Linked DNA regions of Homo sapiens: region 1 is linked to region 2. A link is an interaction called in ENCODE POLR2A ChIA-PET data of the cell type or tissue named here. Cell type or tissue: OCI-LY7. All regions are shown on one strand.

Evidence for each region. Peaks named below come from ENCODE experiments on the same cell type or tissue, not always from the same donor. Only the 100,000 strongest peaks of a DNase experiment are listed, where the experiment ranks them.
Region 1: POLR2A ChIA-PET joins it to region 2 with 5 read pairs; 2 of 35 experiments call an interaction of 5 or more read pairs at or near these places.

Annotation. Positions count from the first base shown.
Region 1 is chr3:45,953,619-45,956,118 of GRCh38, forward strand. It overlaps FYCO1 (FYVE and coiled-coil domain autophagy adaptor 1), which reads right to left. Exons shown (of 18, transcript NM_024513.4): 14 at 1,631-1,775. Among named protein-coding and RNA genes, the nearest start is that of CXCR6, 11 kb to the left of the region's middle. In OCI-LY7, no CTCF peak of the experiment used is centred here; no DNase peak of the experiment used is centred here.
Region 2 is chr3:46,094,280-46,096,779 of GRCh38, forward strand. No RefSeq gene overlaps it. Among named protein-coding and RNA genes, the nearest start is that of XCR1, 68 kb to the left of the region's middle. In OCI-LY7, no CTCF peak of the experiment used is centred here; a DNase peak (open chromatin) is centred at 1,222; H3K27ac peaks cover 1,664 bases.

The sequences.
Region 1 (2,500 bases), 140 kb before region 2:
CCTTGCCGTGGCTGCTTTGTCCCTCTGAAGCCTGCTCTGCCTGTGTAAGCTATAGCATTCTTGCGGCAGTCAGGAAGGTTCAGTGGATCCAGGTCACTGATTAAAAGCAGCATAAAATACCAGTGCTAGGGCAAAGTGCAGGCTAGGTGAGTGGAAAGTCCCTTGGGTTCCACAGGGTACAGAGTAATAGGCCTGTCCATATTTTTCTTACTGCTAAAACTTTGAGGCTTTGAGTGGGTTTATCTGCAGCTAAAGGAACCTCTGAGAGGGCGCATCTATCAGAGACAATTGCAACTAAATCCGAGCTTCCTTTCTCATGGCATCCTCGCCAAGCCTGATTAGTGTTTCCAAAAGATGAACTAAACTCACCGTGCTGGAGCCTCATGGACAAAGCCAATCCAATCACCAAACTGGAGACCCAAGACAGCCCCTACTCACTGTTGCCTCTGTGACTTTGGGCCTTGCCTTCCCTTCCTGGAACACCTTCCTCTGAAGCAAGCTTATCCAACCTGTGGCCCATAGGCCGCATGCAGCCCATGACTTTGAATGCAGCCCAACACAAATTCATAAACTTTCTTGAAACGTTATGACATTTTTTGGGGGGGGTAAGGCGATTTTTTTAAAGCTCATTAGCTATTGTTAGTGTTAGTTTATTTTATGTGTGGCCCAAAACAATTCTTCTTCCAGTGTGGTCCAGGGAAGCCAAAAGACTGGACACCCCTGCTCTGATGCGTTCCCTGACAGTATTAGCCTGCAGTGTTCTCCCAACCCCTATAGTCCAGTGGTCCCTAGGGCATGCTTCATTCCATTAGCACTAAGCCATACTCTGCCTTCATCACTCAGCAAGCCAGGTGGGTAGGTGGTAAGGTGAGTAAGACCAGGAGCACAGGGGCCTGGGAGCAAGGCTTTTAAAGAGCAGCATGTTGCTCTGAGCAATTGCCAAGGGCGGCCCAGCAAGGGTTGCTGTTATAGGCTGAATCGTCTCCCCATGCCCCAATTATTCACATGCTGAAGCCCTAAGCACCAGTACCTCAGACTGTGACTGCATTTGGAGATGAGGCCTGTAGAGGAATGATTAAGTTAAGATGATGCCGCTAGGGTGGGCCCTAATCCAATCGACCAGTGTCTGTAAGAAGAGGAGACTGAGAGACATGGAGACACACCAGGGGCATGCAACAGGGGACAGCCACATGAAGAGGCAGCAAGGGGGCAGATATCTGCAAGCCAAGGAGAAGCATCTTGCAGGAAACCAGCCCTGCCAGCACCTGACCTTGCACTTCCAGCCTCCAGAGCTGTGAGAAGGTAAATTTCTGTTATTTAAGCCACCCGGTCTGCGGTATTTTATATAGCACCCAAGCAAACTAATATAGTCGCTCAAGCCAAGAAAGACAGGCCTTAATAGTGATGCTGAAACCTGGGGCCACTGACATCTCTCAGGAACTCTCTGCAAGGCTCAACACTGACAACTTCCCGAGCGCCGATGCTCTTCAAGGCCATCGCAAGCACTGTTCCCTTAGGCAAGGACAGTCAATCCTGCTTCCAGTGTCTCACTTTCCTCATCCTTTGATAAGAAAGCACAGGGGCCAGGCCTGTAATGAGCACTCAGGAAATGGGGGTGACCTCTACTCACTGTTCAGCCGCATTTGGGTCGAGAGAATCAGTTTCAGTGGGTGTTTCAGGCAAAGAGGAGCCGGACTCCTGTATCTGGCACAATTCCTCATCTGTGATGATATCAAACACAGCGTCGTCCGGTGGCCTGTAGTCTGTATTTGCTCCTGGGCAGCAGAGGCAGATCAGGAGAGAAGAGACACAACACACTGTTATGCATAGGCTGGGTAAGGGCCCTTGGGAAAGTGAGAGAGTGCAGCTATGCAGAACAAGCTGCTGAGGCACAATTTAAGTGGTCACTCAACTGACAGCTATTCTGTCCAGAGTTGAGAGAAATGGTTGGTTGCTGGAACATTCCAAAAAAGTAGAGGAAGGCTTACAGACGAAATGGAATGTACAACCTAAGAGACTTCTCAAAGTCAGGGGCTTAGAGAGGTTTCAACCTCTTGCATATTCTCTGAGGTCCCTTATTTAGAAGGAAAAATCTTATTAAGAAAGAACCTAATAACAGAAAACACACTTCTATGCCACTAAATCCTTGCTCTGTAAGACACAGGCAGTACTTATTCATGTATTTTTGAAAGCAGGAGTCTGTCTGACCTGCATTTTCCCTTAATCCACTGATGCGTGGGAAAGAACCTCCCAGTGCTCAAGGGCTTGCAGCAGGCACTGGGTTTCCAACCAGGGGCCTTGTGTCCGACTGTGCAAACCACTTAGTAGGAAGGCCACTGTAGAAATGTTCCTGTACCAGTCATCTGCCCACAAACACTCTCCAGCATATGTCACGGAAAAATGTGAGAGCAGGTTTGAGGCAAAAATGAAAAAAACACTGGGTGCTGTGGCTCATGCCTATAATCCCAGCACTTTGGGAAGCCGGGGTGGGTGGATCACT
Region 2 (2,500 bases):
AACTCATGTCCATGTTCATTATATTAATGAACAAAACTGCTGGCACTAATCAGAGAAGAAGACAGCTGAAGCACTTGTGGGTGTCCGTCTGGGGTATGGCCTTCCGATTACACTCTAATTACCACCCTGGAGTTGTCTTGATTAGGGCAACTGGCTTCCTCTGGAGTGAAGATTTAAAAGGCTACACCCACACTTAGATTACATTTTCAGTGCCAATATATTTTTAAGTAAATTGCAGATATCATAGTACCAGGGTACTTCAGCCCCTATATTAACAGTAATGAACACATTTCTTTGGTTTACAACATGTTATTTCATGATTTCAGCTCCTTGCAAAGTAAGTCCCCTAAAGTATTTCTAAGCAGCCCCAGGCATCTTACAGAGACTGGCCAATAGTTCCATTTAGCACAGCCCTTGCTTCATCCCTTAACCACTTCCAGCTCCCTTTGCAATGGGCATTCATTGCTTGGCTTGCCTACAACAGCCTTCCCATTCTGGGGGAAAGCTGCTTTTTCACCAATCCAACCATCCCTGTGGTGTGAGGATGAACACACGATCTGCCTGGGCCAATCACAGTGGCCTCATCCCTTTGGCCAAAGCAATTGGCCAGGAATGGGCAAGTGGGCCCACAAAGCCAATCACGAGCCTTCTCTGGGATTTTTTTCCACCTGGAGCTGGTGAGGATGCTGATTCTCCTCCCTGCCATTGTTGGTTCAGAGCTGCCTGCAGGCATGGCTTTGACTTTGTGGGGACAGCTGGACTGAGAGAATGAGTCCAATATGCAGAGAGAATCAGAGACATAGGTTGTTATGGACTGAATGTTTGTGTCCCTCACCCCAAATTCATATGTTCAAGTCCTAACCTCCTATGTGATAGTATTTGGAAGGTGGGGACTTTGGGAGGTAATTGGGTTTAGATGAAGTCATGATGGGATTAGTGCCCTTAAAAGAAGAGGAAGAGGACACACTGAAACTCTCTCTTCAAGTGTGCACACACAAAGAATTGTCATAGGAACACATACTGAGATGCTGGCCATCTGCAAGCCAGGAAGGGGGACATCACTAGAACCAAATCCGTCTCCACCTTGATCTTGGACTTCCCAGCCTCCAGAGCTGTGAAATAGATGCCTATTGTTTAAGCCACCCTGTCTATAGTAACTTGTCATAGCAACCCAAGCTGACGAAGATGTAGGTGAAGAAAGAGGAAGTCCTGGCAATATTCAAATCTTCGAATCCAGTTGTCCTTGGGTTTAGCTGCACCTCTGTACTCTGTGTGATTTGGTTACACAGCCCACAGATTCCCTTTTTTGCTAAAGCTGGTTTGAGTTGAGTTTCTTTCTTTCTTTCTTTTTTTTTTTCTGAGACGGAGTCTCGCTCTGATGCCCAGGCTGGAGTGCAGTGGGGCTCACTGCAAGCCCTGCCTCCCTGGTTCACACTATTCTCCTGCCTCAGCCTCTGGAGTAGCTGGGACTACAGGCTCCTGCCACCACGCCTGGCTAATTTTTTGTATTTTTAGTAGAGACAGGGTTTCACCGTGTTAGCCGGGATGGTCTCCATCTCCTGACCTCGTGATCCAACCACCTCAGCCTCCCGAAGTGCTGGGATTACAGGCTTGAGCCACCGCGCCCAGCCTGAGTTGAGTTTCTGATGAATCCGTTCACTGTCAACAGTCAGTAGTTGCTTTACAGGAGCTTTCACTCCTTATTGAAGCCCTATGCCTGCTATCAAGGACCACAATCACCCACCCTGTCCTTCTGATGCTGCCCAACATGTCTGAATCCTGACCTGAGGATCATCTAGGCCAAAATGGAGACCCTAAGTGTTCCAGTGCAGTCTGCTTGTGGCCAGCTTACCTGGCAGATGTCCACTCACAGGGTTAGGAGAAGGTCCACAGTTCTGGACTTGCCGACAACTGGTTAATGCATACCACAGATCAGTTAAGGCCTATTAAGTGATTTTGGCTTTCTATTCTCAACACTGTCCCTGGTTTGGACTACAGATTATATTGCCAGCCAAGGTATCACAATGACCATATGCTTCAGGAATCATTTTTGCCTTCTGGGAAGAACTTTCCCGGGACCTGAAGCTGATCTCGTCCACTCAGTGTGGCCAGGTCCTGGGTCCTAGGTCCCCAGTTTCTCCCCATTCTTAGGCCGCCCACCATGTACCCTGTAACTGAACTGTGATCTCTGAGTGGCTTCAGGGCAGGTTGTGGGTCTGGCTGCTCTGTGCCCATTGGAGCATCCCTGCCTCACAGCTCATCTGCTGATGTATGATGCAGCTGACTCATCCCAAACTTGTGGCCTTGGCAAGTAGGACCCTCTCAATCCCTATCCGCACTTTCCACACAGAGGAAGCCAGACAGCATTGTGTATTGATGGTTTGTTTCCATCTCACTAATCAAGAGGCTGAAAGCAACAAACTCTTTTTTTTCCTCTATCTCAACTTTTATTTTAGGTTCTGAGGGTACACATGCAGATTTGTTAGATGGGTAAATTGAA